Regions from separate parts of the Homo sapiens genome. Here all the other regions are linked to region 1. The links are chromatin loops, found by intact Hi-C in ENCODE. Cell type or tissue: dorsolateral prefrontal cortex. All regions are shown on one strand.

The links. Peaks named below come from ENCODE experiments on the same cell type or tissue, not always from the same donor. Only the 100,000 strongest peaks of a DNase experiment are listed, where the experiment ranks them.
Region 2: it touches region 1 in a loop (3.0-fold over the local background); 5 of 110 quality-filtered maps call a loop at or near these places.
Region 3: it touches region 1 in a loop (3-fold over the local background); 3 of 110 quality-filtered maps call a loop at or near these places.
Region 4: it touches region 1 in a loop (11-fold over the local background); 92 of 110 quality-filtered maps call a loop at or near these places.

The regions. Positions count from the first base shown.
Region 1 is chr20:57,087,674-57,092,673 of GRCh38, reverse strand. No RefSeq gene overlaps it. Among named protein-coding and RNA genes, the nearest start is that of BMP7-AS1, 120 kb to the left of the region's middle. In dorsolateral prefrontal cortex, CTCF peaks have their summits at 200, 403 (motif pointing left), 2,669 and 2,878 (motif pointing left); DNase peaks (open chromatin) are centred at 363 and 2,873; H3K4me3 peaks cover 269 bases; H3K27me3 peaks cover 1,372 bases.
Region 2 is chr20:57,242,296-57,247,295 of GRCh38, reverse strand. All of the region lies in intron 1 of BMP7 (bone morphogenetic protein 7), which reads left to right. Among named protein-coding and RNA genes, the nearest start is that of BMP7, 22 kb to the left of the region's middle. RefSeq lists an enhancer at 2,196-3,120. In dorsolateral prefrontal cortex, no CTCF peak of the experiment used is centred here; a DNase peak (open chromatin) is centred at 2,912; H3K27ac peaks cover 711 bases; H3K27me3 peaks cover 1,254 bases.
Region 3 is chr20:57,280,769-57,285,768 of GRCh38, reverse strand. All of the region lies in intron 10 of LOC105372687 (a long non-coding RNA gene), which reads left to right. Among named protein-coding and RNA genes, the nearest start is that of BMP7, 17 kb to the right of the region's middle. In dorsolateral prefrontal cortex, a CTCF peak has its summit at 2,616; DNase peaks (open chromatin) are centred at 2,586 and 2,946; H3K4me3 peaks cover 1,465 bases; H3K27ac peaks cover 3,251 bases; H3K27me3 peaks cover 573 bases.
Region 4 is chr20:57,349,185-57,354,184 of GRCh38, reverse strand. RAE1 (ribonucleic acid export 1) reads right to left here and starts at 2,930. Exons shown (of 12, transcript NM_003610.4): 1 at 2,763-2,930; 2 at 57-153. The coding sequence starts at 146. RefSeq lists enhancers at 2,461-2,540, 2,731-3,299. In dorsolateral prefrontal cortex, no CTCF peak of the experiment used is centred here; a DNase peak (open chromatin) is centred at 2,974; H3K4me3 peaks cover 2,016 bases; H3K27ac peaks cover 1,697 bases.

The DNA.
Region 1 (5,000 bases):
CACCTGGCAGGTCCCTACCCCTCCCCGCAAGTCTGAGGCTCTGGGGTCACCGCTCAGGGCAGGGCTCTTGCAGGGCACCTTGGGTAGGGCACAGGCAACTCTCAGGGGGATGACAGGCCTGTCCTGGCATGCTGGCTGTGTGGAAAGGGGTGTGTGTGACAGTGTTTCTGAGTGTGTGTGTGCACGAGCCTGCATGTTGGAGCGTGCATCTGTATGAGTGTGTGTGTGAGTGAATGTGCAGGGGTCTGTGTGTGAGCAAGCATGTGTGTGAATATGTGTTTCAGTGTGTGAGGGACTGGATGCGTGTGAGTGCGTGAGCATGAGGCTGCGCGCGTGCCCGCGTGTCCCTTGTCAACTGTGAGAGCGCAGGCCGGGGGCACAGTGAGTGCGGACGCCCTCTGGTGGGTGCTCAGCATATTCTCAGCCGGTGGCAAGAAGCGTGCGGGGGAGCGGCTCTCTCTGCAGGCCCTTGCGGAGGGCAAGCTCGTGCGGAGTCGCTCGCTACACGCAGGTCCTGAGAATGAAGCCAAAGCTGTGGTTGCCGAGCGGGCCTGCTGCCCCTGACTCGCCACCCAGCAGCTGTTCCCCGAGCGCGCACTGCGAGTCAGGTGCAGGGACACCGGCTGTGCCCCCTGAGCCTATGCTCTCTCCACGCTGCCCTCCCTGGGCTCCTCCTGTAACCTCTGTCTCCTCCCCTTCCCCCCTCTCCTGGGGGTCCACCTCCCAGCACCCCCTATGCTGTGCCTGACTTCTCTACTGGACCTGAGTCCCGGAGGACCTCACTTTATCCAGCTGCCAGCCCGCTGGCATGGCGAGTGCCTCATATGTGGTCGTTCGATGAACCCCTCTCTGCTTTGGCTGCCTGGCATCTCGTCATTACAACTTTCTCTCCTCCAGGAAGCCCTCCATGATGTCACATCACCCCCTCTCGGGGCTTGTGTCTGCCTCCTTCAGCAGACTGCCTTGTTCAGTACTGTATTGCCTGGCACACAGTAAGTGCTTAGTAAATATGTATTTGTTGAGAAAAGGAATGACTGACTGACTGAATGAATGACTGAATGAATGAATGGGAGGCATGGGGATGGGGAAAGAGATGAGGGAAGGGTAAGAACCCTGACTAATGTGGACAAGTAATGACAATCCCAGCGACCTCCCAACCTTCTCCTTGTTGAGGTAAAGAGCTGCTGACTGGGACCCGGCCTGTGACCAGGCCTGGCCAGCCCGGCAGGACCCAGTAATCCAGAGCCAGCGGCTCAGGTTGAGTCCCAGCCTCAGCACTCACACTTTTGCGGGTGGAGAGGCATGAGTGGGTGGGAGCGAACACAGGTGGAGGGTGAACGCAGGTGGGAGGCGCACGCAGGTGGAGTAGTGCGTGCCAGTGGAGGTGTGTGCATGGGTGGTGTGTGCCAGTGGAGGTGTGCACATGGGTGGTGTGTGTGGGTGGAGATGTGTGTGGTGGTGGAGGTGTGTGCGGGTGGAGGTGTGTGTGTGTGGGTGGAGGTGTGTGCATGGGTGGTGTGTGTGGGTGGTGTGTGTGGGTGGAGGTGTGTGTGTGTGTGGGTGGAGGTGTGTGTGTGTGGGTGGAGGTGTGTGCATGGGTGGTGTGTGTGGGTGGAGGTGTGTGTGGTGGTGGAGGTGTGTGCGGGTGGAGGCGTGTGTGGGTGGAGGTGTGTGTGGGTGGAGGTGTGTGAGGGCGGAGGTGTGTGTGGGCGGAGGTGTGTGGGCGGAGGTGTGTGTGGGTGGAGGTGTGTGTGGGCGGAGGTGTGTGTGGGCGGAGGTGTGTGTGGGCGGAGGTGTGTGTGGGTGGAGGTGTGTGGGTGGAGGTGTGTGTGGGTGGAGTGTGTGGTGGTGAAGGTGTGTGTGTGTGCGGGTGGAGGTGTGTGTGCGTGGAGGTGTGTGTGCATGGCGGAGTGTGTGGTGGTGGAGGTGTGTGGGTCTGGAGCTGCACCAGCTTGTGCAACTGTGAGTGTGTGTGGCAGGAGCACCTGAGTGCGTTCGTTTCCTCTTGCTGCTGTGGCAAATTTTCCCAAACTTGGTGGCTTAAAACAACACTTGATCTCATAGTCTGGAGCTCGGAAGTCTGAAGTGGGCCTCACTGTGCTAAAATCAAGGAGTGGCAGACTGCATCCCTTCCTGAGGCTTTGGGGGGAACCAATTTCCTGGCCTTTTTAGTTTCTAGAAGCCACCACATTCCTTGGCCTGTGGCCCCTTCCGCCCTCCCCAAATCCAGTGGTGGCCGGTGGAGTCTCTCCCTGCATCACTTCAACCTCCGCTGCTCTGTCACATGGCCTTGGTGTGACTCTGACCCTCCTACCTCCGTCTTATAAGGAATCACACTGTGCCCACCCAGCTAACCTGGGAATATCTCCCCACCCCAGGATCCTTAATTGAATCACACCTACAAAGTCCCTTTTGCCATGTAAAGTGACATGTTCACAGGCTCTGGACATTATTCCGTGAATCACACTGGGTAGATAACTTCCCACTCTGAATCTCAGCTCCTGCGTCTCGAAAACAGGTATGAGCTGTGCTGGCCTCGGAGGATCCCAGCTCCCGGGCTGTGTGCACCTGCACGGTTCCTGCCTCTGGATCTGCGGGAAGTGCAAGGAGCCCTGGGGGTGGGGAGGTTGTCAGGGCGTGGGCCCAGCTCCCTACCGGTGCCGTGCCACTTAGACACCTTCTGTGAAAGGCCTGGTCATAGCAGCAGTGCCTGCTCCAAAAGGACTGTCCTGGCACCTCGTCAGAACCGTGAGGGTCCCCACTGTTGTAACTTTGTCAGGACACAGGCAGGGACACCTGGCGCTGGGCAGCCCCTCTCCTGCCTGTGTCAACCCAAGGGCCTCCTCCCTTACAGGTGGCTGCTGCCCTCTGCTGGCCGCCGGGGGGTCCTCCAGGGTGCCCTGTGGCTGCTTGGGGCAGCCTCTTCCTGGTTCCCCTGGGGTTGGGGATCTTCCTGGTCCCCACTTTGGGGTGGACTCAGGCATGTGCACCTAGAGGCTGTTGTCAACACTGCTATTAATAGAAGGCCACCTCCTAAGGTGAGGCAGCCCCGACTCAAACAACGCCTGGCTCTGCTTCAGGCAGGAATCATGGCCACTCAGTGGGTCTCCTGGTCACTGTCCGGTGGTCAAGTAGCCTGATATCTACTCACTGGTGTCCTGGAGCCACCCAGACTTGTGCTCTGGCCCTTCCTGGCTGTGTGACGTAGAACAAATTACTTTACCTCTCTGAGTCTTGGTATCCTCTTTTGAAAAATGGCATTAGTATCTGCCTTGCAGTGCTGGAGCCATATATATACTAGAAAACATAGTCTCTGACATTTGTTGAGCATCTACTATACACCAGGCCCTGACGCCCTTCCTGCATCATCATATTACCTCCTAACTGGGCTTATCAAATCTTTTCAAGAACCTTAGCAAGGAGGTGCTGTTCTGATCCCCATTTTACCGATGAGGAAAGTGAGTCTGGAGACCTGAGGTCTCCTGCCCCAGGTGTACACAGCCAAAGTGGAAAACCAGGATGCAAACTCAGGTCTGTCTAGACCCACAGCCTCTTCTTTTTACCCTGTGTCTCTTGCTTTCTGGTCTCAGCAGAAGTCCAGATTGGCTAATACATATGTTTTTGATCGGTTTAAAAAAAAAAACAAATAAAATTAATGACTTAATGAAAACATTTTGTTTGGTAGCCATTTTCTTCCAAAATAGGGGGTGGCCAGGATATTATAAGAGGTTCTCAGGGCTTGGAGTTGGGGACCCCAGCCTTCAATGCGTGTCACCAGGACGTCTTCAGCAATCCTTCCTGCTCAGCCCCCTGCCTTGACATGCAGCGAACAACAAAGATCTCTGGGAGCAAAACACTCTTGGATCCTAAAACCCTCAAGAAAAGACATCCCGTCCACCCCTTCCCACCCATGATCACCAGTTGCACAAGTCTCCTTTGGAGTTTTTATTGTCAGCTCTTTCTAGTTTCAAAAAAGCTCCTAAAACCAATTCTACTTTGGGTAACTTGGCTTTTGTAACAGCAGAAGCAATGTTTGGATTCCAATTAGCAAACCGCAAATCCCTGTGGCAGCCTCTCTTTTGGGGTGAGTCTAACAGCATAGAATCCATTAGGAAAGGCTTAAAAGGAACATAACGCTTAGGGTCTATTCCGTGCCAGGTGCTTTGTGTCTATTACCTTGTTTAATCCACACAGAAACGGTGAAAGGTTTGACTTTTTACAGACGGAGGAACTAAGCCTCAGAGAGATTAGGGGGTCCCCAGGGACACATGGCTTGTCAGAGGCAAAGCCAGATTTGAACCAGATACCTCTGTGTTCCCACCTGAATGATTCCACCCCCGACACCAACCCCTTTCTCTATGTGCTCACGGATGGCCCTGTCCTGCCCTGGTCATCCATCTGAGTCCAAACCAGGGCTGGCAAACTTTCTCTGTAAAGGACCAACTAGTAAATACTTTAGGCATATAATCTCTGACACTGTAGTGTGAATGCAGCCATAGACTACAAGCAAGCACAAGGATGTGGCTATTACAAGAGCAGATGGCGGATGGAATTGGCCCCGGGCCATCGTTTGCCACCCCTGGTCTTAGCCAACCAGAGCAATCAATTCCTTTTGCCAAGTGTCGTTAGGAAGAGACACAGGCTGAAGTTCATAAGTCCAGAGGGGACGTCCACAGAAGGAATTTGGGAAGCGGTTTCTTTAGTCTTAAAAAGAGACTCTAGAAGGAAATGTTTATTCTCTACATCTGGACATAGCTAGTGAGGAGGTGATGGCTGGAGCTGGTGCAACCCTCGTGCGCCATGAGGAGATGAGCCTTAGGACCAAACTTGACATGTGGAGGGTAGAAGGATCCTGGGTCTCTGATAATGTCACTGAGTCCATCAGCGAGCAACCTGGCACTGCCACCCTCCTCTGGATTCGTGATGAAAATGATAAAGAGTTATTAAAAGCATCTCTGGTAGAAGTGTGTTCCTTTGTAGCTAAAAGCCTCCTGATTCCT
Region 2 (5,000 bases), 150 kb before region 1:
AGAAATTGGGGTTCTTAGTCATATGTTTGAACTACTACATTCAACTACAATTGTTGGGGGGAGGCTCTTAAGCAGTTTGAATCACATGTTCACTCATGAATCAGTTGGGTCTAGAGGGTAGACCAGGCTGCATCAACACAGTTGCTGGAGTCAGCCTCTGGCCCTTTGTGCCTGGGCTGGGGTGTGGAGGTGTGTCTACTATCTGATTACAGCTATGTTAGCCATTGTAATAATCATCCCAGTAGTGAACATTTGTCAAAGGCTTACTATGTGCCAAGCACCCTTTGTCCTCTTTTGGTTTTTTTTTGAGATGGAGTCTCGCTCTGTCACCCAGGCTGGAATGCAGTGGTACAATCTTGGCTCACTGCAACTTCTGCCTTCTGGGTTCAAGTGATTCTCCTGCCTCAGCCTCCTGAGTAGCTGGGAGTACAGGCACGTGCCACCATGCCCGGCTAATTTTTGTACTTTTAGTAGGGATGGAGTTTCACCGTGTTGACCAGGCTGGTCTTGAACTCCCAACCTCAGGTGATCCGCCCACCTCGGCCTCCCAAAGTGCTGGGATTACAGGCATGAGCCACCGCACCCAGCCTGTCCTCTTTAGTTAATATTAACATATTTAATTTTCATGACAGCCATTTCAGGTGGGGCAGTTATTATCACCCCTATTTTACAGAGCAGATAAATGAGCAGAGAGCGGTAGTTGGCCCAAGACCACATACCCAGTTAAGCATCATTGGATTTGGAGATCCAGTTCCTGGAGACTTCCCTCTTACACTTGATCCTGAACTGCTTCTCAAGCCTGAAGGATAGGTTTGGAGCAGGCCAGTCAACAGCATTGCTAATTGGAGAGTCTCACATGAGGGCAGGAGGAAGACACATAGGGGTTTTACAGTTATGTGTGTCAGGCCTAATGCCCTGTATCTTTGCTTATCAAAGTTTCTGAAAACCAGGATGTATTTAAATTGATTAAGATATTGGTATATTTTCCCAAAGAGCTTCTGTTGAATTGATTGTGCCTCTTAGTATGGTGACAAGCGTGTGTTGAGTAGACCTGGCAATGGGTAAAGCTAACAACACTTATTATGAATAAAACTGCTAATTGAGTTTTAATGAAACTGCTTATTGAGGTGTAACGTGTGCAGAACAGCACAGAAATCAAGAGCACTTGTGAGTGTTTACAAGGCAATCACACAGGGTAACCAGTGTGTAGATCAAGAAGCAGAAGCGACCAGAACCCCCTCGTACTTGTACCCAGCGGTAACTATTGTCCTGTTTTCTAATAGCATAAATTAACCTTGCCTGTTTCTAAACTTTATATAAATTTAATTGTACAATAATACTGTTAAATCACTAACCATGGCCGGGCATGCTGGCTGACGCCTGTAATCCCAGCACTTTGGGAGGCTGAGGCGGGCAGATCATGAGGTCAGGAGATCGAGACCATCCTGGCTAACACGGTGAAACCCCATCTCCACTAAAAATACAAAAAATCAGCTGGGCGTGGTGGCGGGCGCCTGTAATCGCAGATACTCGGGAGGCTGAGGCAGGAGAATGGCGTGAACCCAGGAGGCGGAGGTTGCAGTGAACCGAGATCACGCCACTGCACTCCAGCCTGGGTGACAGAGCAAGACTCTGTCTCAAAAAAAAAAAAAAAAAAAAATCACTAATCACAGGAGCAATGATTTGGAAAGAAGACCCCAAGTAGAACTTTTTGGAGTCTGTTTGCAACTCTTCCAGTTACATTTCATATAGGATACAAAATGTAATTTAAAAACCATTCTCTGGGCCCCGTAGGGTGCCTCATGCCTGTAATTCCAGCACTTTGGGAGGCTGAGGCAGGAGGATCACTTGAGCTCAGGAGTCCAAGGCTTCAGTGAGCTGTAATTACATCACTGCACTCCAGTTGGGAGTGACAGAGTGAGACCCTATCTCTATAAAAAATAAAAATTAAAAAAAAACACCACTTTTTTGTTTTGATCTCATATTCTCCTGCTTCCCACACCGGAAAGAGGTTTAAAGGACAACCATGCAATTTGAAGGGTGTTTTGATCGTTTAGCTTAGGGATTTAAGTTTGAGTTCTTACAATGTGAACTTGAAATGAGTGAGGCTCTTCAAGATTTCCAGTTCCCACCAAATCTGCCCCATCAGCCCCTGGGGCGGCTTTTGTACGTCTCTGCACCTTCCTGTTTTCAGAAATGAAGCTGATTACTGTGGTCCAGGGACAGAGTGTGGCTTTAAAGAAGACTCTTATTTTGAAAGGGAGACAGGGGCTGGGCATGGAGGAAAGGCAGAACCATCTTTTCCTTCACTGCACCTGCATCTCCTGGGCCTAATGAGTTTAGGCTGATGGAACCCAGGCCTCAGGAAGGATTATAAATTCTCATTTGATTTGATTTGCCTCTAAAATACCTTAAACCAGCTGTGTCTGCCCAGCTGACCCAAGCCTCTCTGGCTGCTCTGGGGGGAAGGTCTGAGCAGGCTCCTCCTGTCCTGGGGAAGGGAGGGAGGACGGCAGCTTCACTTCCCCCACCTGGCTGCTCTTGGGGCCTGCTCTGGCCTGGCTGGGAGCAGGCAAGGCACAGGTCTCTGCTGCCCTCCCTGGTGGCCAGCCTCCATGTCCTTGAATTCTCCCAACAGCCCCAGAACTGGGGGCCTCTGCCTGTCCCCATTTTATAGAGAGAAAAAGTTGAGCCTTCCAGAGGTGGGTTAACTTGTCCTGGGTCACTGCTGGTGATTGGCAGAGCCTGCGTGTGAACCAGACCTCCAGGCCCCATGGCCCACGCTCAACCCCAGTTCTCTCCTGCATCCTGGGCTGAGTAAGGCTAAGGAGCCGGTGTCTTCCTCCTGATTTGCTCACGGGGAGAGTTTCAAAACCCACTTCACTAAGTCTCCGGAGAAGCTGCTGAGTGCCCAGCAAGTGAGCGTGGGAGGTGGTGTGTGAACAGTGCTAAGCAACAGAGCAATCAGAGCGAATAGCTTCCAAGACTATTACATGTGCCAGGCACTCCATGGACACTCTCCTTTCCTCTGGTTCTCAAAGTGGGGTTTCTAGACCTGCATTATCACCATCACCTGGGCATGTGTTAGACATTCATGCTCTTGGGCCCACCCTAGATCACCCACCTTAGACATGCTGGAAGTGGGGCCCAGTGGCCTGTGCTGTAATAAGCTCGCGTGTGACTCTGGGCATCCTGAAGGTGGAGCATGCCTGGTCTACTTTACTCCTGGGCTTTAACTGGCAGCCCAGTGGAGTCAGTGCTATTACTACACCTGCATTTCACAGAAGAGGAGTGACGCGCCCCAGCAAGTGGCAGAGCCGAGACTCGCCCTCTCGCCCGGCTCTGCTCTGGAAACCTCCTGAGTCCTGCTCCTTTGCTCAGTTCTTACTTTCCTGGAGTTAAAATCTAGAAGAGAGGACAGTGGAGAAACAGGTCAGCAGGTCTCTCACCAAAATAATCCCAGTAGTTAGGCTATGGGAGGGAAATGAAAGGGGCTGAGAGGGAAGGAGGCCCAGGGAGAGTGTCAGTGGGGGTGAGACCAACTCAGCCGTGGGGAGGGGCTGCGGTGCCCGGGCAGGCCTGGAGCAAAGCCTCTGCGGTCGTGAACTTGGCACGTCTAACAATTACCAGCAGGATACCACTCGCCAGGTGCTTGGTGGGGAGTGTTTGCTCCCTAGGTGACCCCATGAGCAGAGTGAGGATCCTTGTACCTGTTCAACAGCCCCCATCCCAGGCCTCAAACCCGTAAGTCAGGAGTTAAATTCCTGAATTTCTCACACTGGGAACGCCATTTCATTAATTTTTTTAATTATTTTTTTTTTAGGGCAGAGTCTTGCTGTGTCACCCAGGAGTGCAGTGGTACGATCTCAGCTCACTGCAACCTCTGCCTCCTGGGTTCAAGCGATTCTTGTGCCTCAGCCTCCTGAGTAGCTGGGAGAACAGGAATGCACCACCACGCCTAGCTAATTTTTGTATTTTTAGTAGAGACAGGGTTTTGGCATATTAGCCAGGCTGGTCTCCCGGACTCAAGTGATACACCTGCCTCGACCTCCCAAAGTGCTGGGATTATGGGCGTGAGCCACCAATCCCACAGTTTTAAAGAAAAACTTTCTCCTACATCTCTGAGAACATAGTCGGGGACCCTCATTTGCAGTGGCCCCCTGCAAACCCTTGGTGCTACAAAGCAGTGTGGGCGACAGCACCTCTTCAATGATGGGGACACCTGTGATCTGGGCTGTCCACTAGGAAGGCCATGAGCCACATACAGCTGTTTAGATTTTATTTTATTTTTTGAGATGGAATTTTTGCTCTGTTGCCCAGGCTGGAGAGCAGTGGCACCATCTTGGCTCACTGCAACCTCCGCCTCCTGGGTTCAAGTGATTCTTGTGCCTCAGCCTCCCGAGTATCTGGGATTACAGGCACGTGCCACCATGCCTGGCTAATTTTTGTATTTTTAGTAGAGACGATGTTTCAGCATATTGGCCAGGCTGGTCTCAAACTCCTGACCTCAAGTGATCCACCCACCTTGCCCTCCCAAAGTGCTGGGATTACAGGCATGAGCCACTGTGCCTGGCAGCTGTTTACATTTAAATTAATTACAATGAAATACAATTAAACATTCAGATCTCAGTCACGGAAGCCACATTTCAAGTGCTCAGTAGCCCCACGTGTCTCAGTGTGCTTTACCAGACAGCACAGATAGAGCCTCCAAGCTGCCCCGAGGTGTTAGGGTGAACCCCATACAGGTCAAAACTGGTAGAGTATCAGCAGCTTTTTACATGGTACAGTCTAATAGGCGAGAAAAGGGACTTCAGAGAAATTCAGTCCTTTCCTTTGTTATGGGAGGAAACTGAGGCCCAGTGAGCCTGGGGTTATACCAGCCAGCTCACAGCTCAGATGAGGCCAAACCCCAGGTTTCTTGACCCTCTTGAGCTCTGCCTGTCTGTCGGTCCAGATCAAGGACTCTCAACTCAGCACTAGTCACATTTGGGGTTGGATGG
Region 3 (5,000 bases), 190 kb before region 1:
AGCCTGGCCAACATAGTGAAACACTGTCTCTACTAAAAATATAAAAATTAGCCAGGTGTGGTGGCATGCGCCTGTAGTCCCAGCTGCTAGGGAGGGTGAGGCAGGAGAATCACTGGAACCCAGGAAGCGGAGGTTGCAATGAGCCAAGACTGCGCCATTGCACTCCAGCCTGGGCCACAGGGTGAAACTCTGTCTCAAAAAAAAAAAAAAAAGCCAACACCTTCTGATGCGTCCCAGAGGCCAGGGAGTATGCTGAAAAGTTTAAATCTATTATCTTATGTCAATCTTTATAAGAACCCTGGGAGGCTGGGTGCGGTGGCTCACACTTGTAATGCCAGCACTTTGGGAGGCTGAGGCAGGTGGATCACTTGAGTCCAGGAGCTTGAGACCAGCCTGGGCAACATGGTGAAACCCCATCTCTACAAAAAAAAAAAAAAAAAAAAAATTAGCTACACATGGTGGCACGCACCTGTAGTCCCAGCTACTTGTGGGGCTGAGGCACGAGTATTGCTTGAGCCCAGGAGGTCAAAGCTGCAGTGAACCATGATTGCACCACTGCACTCCAGCCTGGGTAACAGAACAAGACCCTGTCTCAAAACCACAACATCAAGAAAAACAACCCCCAAAACAACAAAAGCCTAGGAGGAGGAAACTATTTTTACTCCCTCTTTACAGATGAGAAAATCCAAGTTTTGGGGTGGTGGGGGCAGGTTGCCCAAGGTCACACCGCTGGCAGAGCTGGGACTCAAACCTTGGGGCTCAGATCCTAAACTTCACCCCTTCCCTCTCTGCTCAAAGTTCTGTGATATCAGCCCCTTCTCATCACTTCTTAGAGACAAAGAGATGTGATTAACAAACCAATATGTCAAATACTAAGCATGTTCTACCTCCAGACAGTCTCTGGTGATGGAAGCAGGTGTGTTTGGGGGCAGGGTAGAAGGTTTGAGCTGAGCAAAATTTGATGAAAGTCCAGAATTTTGCATGGCTTTTAATTACTTTCAGATTTAATAGAATATCATTTGGTGTGATTTATTCTACTCAAAGATTGATTAGTAATACAACTTGAATTGTATTCCATTTCCCCCACACAATTTAAGATGAGTTAGTGCCAAATAAAGACTAACCCTAAAACCTGTTTCTTTAAAGAGCCCCAGTCGCCCTTGTTCTCATGCACTTGGAAAGGAGAAATTGTGCCTCCACCAGTCAGACAGCAATTTGATCCTTCCTGAACCTCAAACAAATGAGGGTCCTTCCCATCTCAGCGGCGGTGGGTGCTTTAATGGGGTCTGAGTCACCTCCTCCTAGCCCAGGGTTTCTCGACCTCAGCACTATTCTCTTCTGGGCCAGATCCTCCACTGTTGGGGGGCCCATCCTGTGCATCAGAGGGTGTTAAGCCACATCCTTGACCTTCACCCACTAAATGCCAGTAGCACCCCCTTTCCCCAGTTGTGACAGCAAAAATGTCCCTAGACACTGCTCCATGTTCTCTGTGGGGGCACAATTGCCCCCTGCTGAGAACCACCGATTGCTTTTGTGGGGAACCAGAGCATGTTCTTCAGAGGCAAACTTAAAATCTCACTCAAAAGTGGGGAAACTCCCTCTGAGGGATAAATCACAACTTTTCATTTTTTAGAGACAGGGTCTCGCTCTGTTGCCCAGGCTGGAATGCAGTGGCGTGATCATAGGTCACTGCAGCCTCAAACTCCTGGGCTCAAGGGATCCTCCCACCTCCGCCCGAGTAGCTGGGACTACAAACATGTGCCTCCATGCCCAGCTATTTTTTCTTTCTTATTTGTTTTGTAGAGAGATGAGGTTTCACTACATTGCCCAGGCTGAACTCGAACTCCTGGGATCAAGCTATCCTCCCACCTCGGCCTCCCAAAGTGTTGGGATTACAGGCATGAGCCACCATGCCCGGCTTGTTTCCTTATTTCTTTTGTCACTGTTGCTACATGGAGAGCATCCTTCAGGTGCCACTGGGGGACCCTCAGAGGACGGACACCTGCAGACATTGGGGCTTAAGAAGGGTGCGGGGCAGGCAGCTACTTGTGCCCTGGTAGCGGTTCGTATCTTTCCATCTGTTTCTTCCCCTCTATATCCTGGATTCTGCATGAACCAAAGGGCCCCCTGAGGCCTCAAGATGAAAAGTAAAGTGGTCAGAAATGTGCCTCCCTTAATGCAGTTGGAGTTCTTGGGCCGGGGAACACATGTTGTTCCATTTAGTGGATTTGCTCTACCAGCTTCTGGGTGTTCAGCTTTTGGGAACCCCTAACCCTCCAGGATGACGTTTGATGTTACTGTGTGTGTGTCCCTAACACTCTGCAGGCAGTAATTATAGAAATTTGCGGGACGGTCCTCGTCTCGACGACCCCCTCCCCCTTTTCCATCTCAGACAACAAATAAAACAGCCCAGCTCTCCTTTGCGGCAGGACCACCAGGGCTGAGCAAAGGGCCGCCGGCCCCTCCCCAGGGTCCCTCGCGCTCCCCACTTGGCTCTTTCAAGGGCGTTTCAATGAGCAGCCTTGTTGAGACTTCCACTAGGGCCCGGCCTAGAAGGGACCATTAAAAACAGTTTCATCAGAACAAAAGAGGTTCTGTTCTTATTGTCCCCCTGGCTGCAGTTTGGATGCAGCAGCTGAAAATCTATCTGGACCGAGCAACAAATCTGGACTCAACCACACTGTGGAGTTCACCCTCAGTAGGGATTTCTGGGTGGATCCTTGGAGCAGATAATTTACAGCTAAAGCAAAACACAAGGAGAAGCTTTTTATTTGGCACAAATGTTTTCTATTAAAAGCCTTCGGAAGCCCTGGTAACTGGAGCTCTCTTCTTCTTACACGAGCTTGAGGTGATTGTATTCCTGCACACAGAGCCCCTCAGAAGAATTCCTGGTTTGAATGCCAGTCTCGTCTGCGAGGAGGAGCGTGGAGCTGCGCTATGAAAGATCGCACGGAGCCCAGAGCATGTGGAAGGGGAGTGTCTTTGGGTTGATTTTAAATGCCGGTCCTGAAAGCTTTGTGGTTGGTGATTTTCTGCTGCTGAGATGCACCAAACAGGCAGGGGCGTTTGTGGTCTGGACACAGGGAGAATTGCCCCAGAGTAGAACTGTTTGTCTGTCATGGGGGATGGAAACTTTTGTGGCCAGCTTTCTGGGACATCAGATGAGGTCAGTGCCACCAATTCCATGGAATGGACTGCCTAAAAGAAGTTATTTTAAAATTTATGTTTGTTTTAAAAAAGTTATTTTTAGGCTGGCTGTGGTGGCTCACACCTGTAATCCCAGCACTTGGGGAAACCGAGGCCAGTGGATCACCTGAGGTCAGGAATTCGAAACCAGCTTGGCCAATATGGCAAAACCCCGTCTCCACTAAAAATACAAAAAAATTAGCCGGGTGTGGTGGTGGGCGCTTGTAATCCCAGCTTCTTGGAAGGCTGAGGCAGGAGAATCGCTTGAACTCAGGAGACAGAGGTTGCAGTGAGCCGAGATCATGCCACTGTACTCCAGCCTCAGTGACTTAGGGAGACTCTGTTTCAAAACAAAACAAAACAAAAAGTTTTTGAATTTTTTTTTTTGCTGTATTACCAAAGATGAAATTTCGAGAGATGACTAGTTTCAGTAGCTTATTTAGTTTGACCTCTGGAAACCTCATGCAGATTTCCAGAATGGTCATTTTCAAAGCTGCCAGTTAGTGTCTGTGTGCAGGGCCTAGTGCAGCTCAGAGCCACTTTCATTCGGGTCATGAATTTGTCGAAACAGAGGAGTCGCAGGAGCCCGTTTTGCTGTTCTGGATTCTCAACTCTAGGAAACACGTCCCTGCAAGGCCCTGAAGATGACCCCCAAGTGCAAACAAGAACCAGCCAGAAAGCTACAGGCCAACAGGTGTATCACAGCATTTCTGAGAATTCTATATCAGATGGACGTCAGCAGTGTTGCTTTCCCTGTGCCCAACAACCAGGATATTCCTGGAGTCTGTTTTTCTTTCTCCCTTGAGGAATTCAGAAGTGCCCTCCTGAGGAAATATCAACTGCGAGGCCAACATGAAGAGTGGTACTGGCTGCCAGTCATTTCTTTCTTTCTTTTTCTTTCTTTTTTTTTTTTTTTTTTTGAGACAGAGTCTCGCTCTGTTGCCCAGGCTGGACTGCAGTGGGGGTGATCTCAGCTCATTGCAACCTCTGCCTCCTGGGTTCAAGCAATTCTCCTGCCTCAGCCTCCCGAGTAGCTGGGATTACAGGCGCCCGCCACCACACCTGACTAATTTTTGTATTTTTAGTAGAGACAGGGTTTCACCATGTTGACCAGGCTGGTCTTAAACTCCTGACTTTAAGTGATCTGCCCGCCTCAGCCTCCCAAGTGCTGGGATTACAGGCGTGAGACACTGTGCCCGGCCAGTTGTCATTTCTTAAGTTGATTTTGTGTTAGGCACTTTCCATGGATTATCTCATTGGTTCTTCCCAGCAATCTGAGGGAGATAGATGAGAGAAATAATTCAGCCCATTTTACAAATGAGAAAACAGAGACCTAGAAAGGTTTGGCAAATTGTCCAGGATCGCATGGTGAGCAAATGGCAGATTCTGATTCAGGAGTCCTGGGTGGGCTGAGGTCCTGCTCCTGGTGGTGCTGAAACCCCATTTCTACTAAAAAGACAAAAATTAGCCAGGCACGGTGGCAGGTGCCTGTAGTTCCAGCTACTCGGGAGGCTGAGGCAGGAGAATCGCTTGAACCCGGGAGGTGGAGGTGGCAGTGAGCCGAGATCGCACCACTGCACTCCAGCCTGGGCGACAGAGCGAGACTCCGTCTCTTAAAAAAAAAAAAAAAAGGAATGCTCTTCCCCAGTGATGTGAGCGGCTCCCTCCCCTCTGTCCTCAGGGGTCTCTGCTCAGATCCGGGGCTTTTCCTGATTATTATAGCTAAAGTGGCATCCTTGTCCCTCTCTGCACCCCTGCCCTGTGTTACTGGGCCCAGTCTAACAGCCCTGTTAGGGTAAAAGTCCCATGTGCGG
Region 4 (5,000 bases), 260 kb before region 1:
TGGGAGAAACTCTGCCCAAACTCTTCCTACAAGCCCCAGGAAGCTTTTCGTGGTACCTTCATGGGATTGTGATTGTCTGTAGTTGCACTGCCAAACATGCTGGTCCCACTGGTTCCAAAACCTGAGGTTGTTCCAAACAGGCTCATTTTGAACCTAAAAAGTAATGAAAAATGTTAAGGATGGGTTTTCTCTTAATATCACTGAGAGGCAATGGTAAGATAATTAACTGGCAGAAGAGAAATACTCAAAGTGGCTTGAGGCCAGGCTTCACTTTTCAGACAAGAGCGCAATGAGCAGAGTGCTTTCAAAACATAAACCTTCTATTTTAGAGTAGTTTTAGGTTTCCAGAAATAGTAAAGATAGAATTCCCATACACTCCATATCTAGTTTCCCCTATTATCTCATATTAGTACGGTTCATTTGTTACCATTAATAAACCAGTATGGATACATTGCAGATTATTTTGTAGGCACCAGCTAGAAAATAAATTCACTCATTTTTTACATAGAGACCCTGAGCTGCGCAGCAGGAATATAACAGTAAACAAGATCGCAGGTCCCCGTGCTTTCAGGTTTCCACCTAGTGGGCATTCACTTTCCTACTAATTTCTACATTCTAGTTTAGGTCAGCATCCGCATGAAACTACCTAGAACAACCAGTCCGGGAAGCGAATCAGCAATTTCTTCGTAAAAGTTTTAAAAAGGTCGGGCATCGTGTTTTGGACATTTACCCAGCAAGAACCTCTCCCACCCTGGGTTTTTTCTTGAATATCATAATCTAACAGGCCCACCAGGGTTTGGTCAGGGCCTCTTGCCACTCAGGAGTTGGGACTCTAATCTCACCAGTCTTCATTTTCCTGCTCTGCAAACATAGAGAACATTAACACATTCTCCAGGGCTGCTCTGGGGATCAAATCAGATTATGTAGAAAATGCAGTATCTAGTTCATAGTGGGTACAATAAACGACTTTTCCCTTCTTTTTTCCTTCCAACTCCCCGAGGAGTTACGTACACTGAAACCACATTTCAATCCTACTACCTGTTACGCTGAAAAGTCCTCCATACCAGTCACCTCTCCAAAGGGAGCCAAATGGCTGAGTGACATCCTTGCTAACAAGACAACACAGAACGGAGAAACTGCAAGGAATTTGGGGAAGGCATTTGAGTTTCCTCAGCTTCATGAAAAATAAGTGCAGAACAAAAGGTCAGAGCAACAGCTACAAGCACATGTACATTTTAGTGAACGTGAGGGGATGTGGTCCTTGCCGGCCACACTTCTGCCCTCAAATGCAGAGGTACTTGAAACACCAGTTGGCTGTATGAACGAACAAAGGCATGACAAGGCTTCTGCAATCAGTCCAGGTGCTGGTTACACGGCTTTGGACGGGTCACTTAACCTTGATTTTCTCATCTGTAAAACAGAGACACTAATATCTACTTCACAGAGTTATGAGAACTAAATGAAGCCACACACACACACTGCCTAAAGCACTACAGGTTCTTAATAAATATTACTTTCACTCTATTCCTCTACCTCAACCTTCAAGTTGGGAGAGAACATTTCTGCCATTAGGGATGAACTTAGGAAAAAGAACATGGTAGGTGAGAATCGTTCGTGTTAGTCAGTGTGGACCACACCTTATGCTGAGCACTGGGAAGCTTCCAAAGTTCAGAAGGCACAGTCATCTGTGGGACCCACCTAATCTCTTCCCGCTCTCTCCCGCCTTGCTGCACCCCAGCCCTCCTAGCTCTGCTGGCTTCCTTTCTCCGCTGAACACAACAAGCTCATCCCTGCCTTGGAGCAAACCTAGTGCTGTTCCTTCAGCTTGGGATGATTTGCTTCTCCCTCCCCACAGCTACCTCCGTTTGAATCTTCATATCCCAGTTCAAAAGTTGCCTCCTCCGAACTTCTTGGGGTGATGAAAATGTCCCAAATTTGAACTTGCCATGTTTACGCAACTGCATAAAATTTCCAAACTCACAATATACACTTTCAATGGTTGAAATTAATGTTATTTTATACTTCAATAAAGCTGTCACACGTATTCTTTTTTAAAGTCACCTCCTCAGACGCTTCTTTGCCAACTTTAACATATCTAATCTTCCATCACATCCCCTGGAATTTCTTGTTTACACTCAAAATCTCTTCCCCCCCAGAATGCTGGCTCCAAGAGGGCAGCCACTTGCCTGGATTCTTCCCTTAATGCATACTGGGTCCCACAGTACAATGCCTGGCCCAGGGCGGCTGGTGTTTAATACTACTTGCCTGGAGAAGTACTGCCTGTACGGTGGCACCTATATACGTATACAATAAATACTTGGCGGGCTAAGACAGAAACAGACTTAGTTTCAGAGACTGGTAACTGCTACGAAAGAAATGGAGCAGGTTGACGTGGAAGAGGCTAAAAGGGGACGCCCTTCTGCAAAGCGGCCAGGGAAAGCTTCTCCCAGGAGCTGACATGTATCTGACGAGACGCCAGACGTGTAAGGGGGAGGGACAGAGGCGACACACACTGCATTAACGCAATGTGACCCTTCCCAGAGGCTCAGTTCCCCCACAAGAGAAACGATGGATTAGGCCCTAGGTGACCCCTAAGGCCATTTCCAGCTCTGACCTCGCTTCCAGGGCCCAGTAACGAAGCTTAGTCAACAGTCCCGCTCGCGCCCCAGCATCCCGCAGAAGCGCGCTCCCGGGAGGCAACTCGGCCTCTGCGGGAGCCATGGCGGCGGTTAACGACGGGACGCGCGCGGCACGGGGCCTACCTGGGGGTCTCGCCCCGGCGGAAAGCGGCGGCCGGGAGCAGAAGGGTCTGAGGAGTTTGCGAACCTGCTCTGGCGCGAAGGACGAGGGCCAGGAGCGCGGACAGAAATCCCAGGAGCCCGAAGCCTCCTTAAGCCTGCGGTAGAAACTGCCCTGACTACCGCGGAAACAACGCGCGTGCGCCCTGGAGCCACTTCCTGCGTCGCCCGGAAATCGTCGAAGAAAAAGGCTCCTTTTCCCGCAAGGCGACAGCACATGCGCAAAAACGCTTTACACCAGCAGTTTGCGAATTGGTCCAAAGTTGATGTAGCCGCTGCAAGTTACTAAGCGACTGCTTTTATAAATCCGCAACTGGCCAGGCGCGGTGGCTCACGCCTGTAATCCCAGCACTTTGGGAGGCCGAGGCGGGCTGATCACCTGGGGTCAGGAGTTCAAGACAAGTCTGGCCAACATCGTGAACCGCCCCGCCCCCCGCCCCCCCCGCCCCCCCGCGCCGCCCCCCCCCGCCCCCCGCCCCCGTCCCCCCGCCCCCCCCGCCCCCCCCGCCCCCCGTCCCCCCGCCCCCCCGCCCCCCCGTCCCCCCGTCAGTACTAAAAATACAAAAATTAGCCGGGCATGGTGGCGGGTGCCTGTAATCCCAGCTGCTTGGGAGGCTAAGGCAGGAGAATCGCTTGAACCCAGGAGGTGGAGGTTGCAGTGAGCCGAGACCATGCCATTGCACTCCAGTCTGGACAACAAGAGCGAAACTCCATCTCAAATCAGTCAATCAATCCGCAACTAGGGCTAGTGCAAGGTAGCTAGCTGTTTTCTCTTGTGAATTAATTATTGCATTTATCATGTATAAACATCTAAAAGATTCTGATTGCTTCCAATTCACGTCCAAGGCCAACCTCCGAGAAGCTGCTCTAACGCTGCCTCCGAACAAGGCGAGGTCGGCCGCGGGTTTCCCGCCCTGGCCTCTCCCTGTTTGCCCACTGGGGTACCCTGAGCCCACCTCGGGGCTCTTTGGGCCTCAGTTTCCTGCTGCATGGTGGGGAAAATGATGCCAGGGCTGTTCCTAATTAGGGTCAAGTGAAATCATACGTGAACTACTCTTACTAATAGAACTGTCTGTAGAAATGTTAAGGGATTCTTATTACTCACACACGCCCACTCCAAATATTTCAGTTGGTTGTTTCCTCCCAACCCCTACTTTTAGGAGCATCTGAAGAAGGAAGTGAAGGAAAAGACAGATCACAAGGAAGGGATTTCGTGAGGTTATGTAGCTACCCTGGATTCTCTCCTTCACTACTCAGTGTGGTCTGCGTGCCTTGACCTTCTTAAGGAGGTTTAGGATCTGGGGTATCTTTTTATAAAATGCAGATTCAGTAGGTCTACGATGGGCCTAAAAATCCACATTTCTACCAAATTCCCAGCAGAGGTTGCTGGGCCGTGAACCAGAGTTAAGTACCAAGGCTGTAGATCATTTGGAATCCTGGGCAGCTTTTTAAAAACTGTGATGTTTACACTGCACCCTTAGAGATTCTGATTTAGTACGCCTGGGCTAGAAAAGAGGAAATTAATATTTTTTAAAAGCTCCCCAGGTGATTCTAAGATGCAGCCAAGACTGAGAACCTCTAGTCTAGACGATGATGGTAATAATAGCTCTTTTGAGCATCACCCTATGCTAAGCGCTTTAGATGCTCCATCTCCTGTAGTTTCCAGACCAGCCCTAAAAGATAGGTATTGTGATTATCTCCATTTTATAGATATGGAAAATGAAGCTGACAGAGGTGATGTTGTGTCCGGAATTGGTGGGTTCTTGGTCTCACTGACTTCAAGAATGAAGCTGCGGAGCCTCGCGGTGAGTGTTACAGTTCTTAAAAGCAGCGCATCCGGAGTCTGTTCCTTCTGATGTTAAGATGTGTTTGGAGTTTCTTCCTTCTGGTGGTTTATGGCCTCGCTGGCTCAGAAGCGAAGCTGCAGACCTTCGGGCAGTGAGTGTTACAGCTCTTAAGGCGACGCATCTGGAGTTGTTCCTTCCTCCCGGCGGGCTCGTGGTCTCGCTGGCTTCAGGAGTAAAGCTGCAGACCTTTGCGGTGAGTGTTACAGCTCATAAAGACGACGTGGTCCCAAAAAGCGAAAGAACAAACCTCCCACACCGTGGAAGGTGCCCCGAGCAGATTGCCACTACTAGCTCCGGCAGCCTGCTTTTATTCTCTTATCTGGCCCCACCCACATCCTGCTGATTGGTAGAGCCC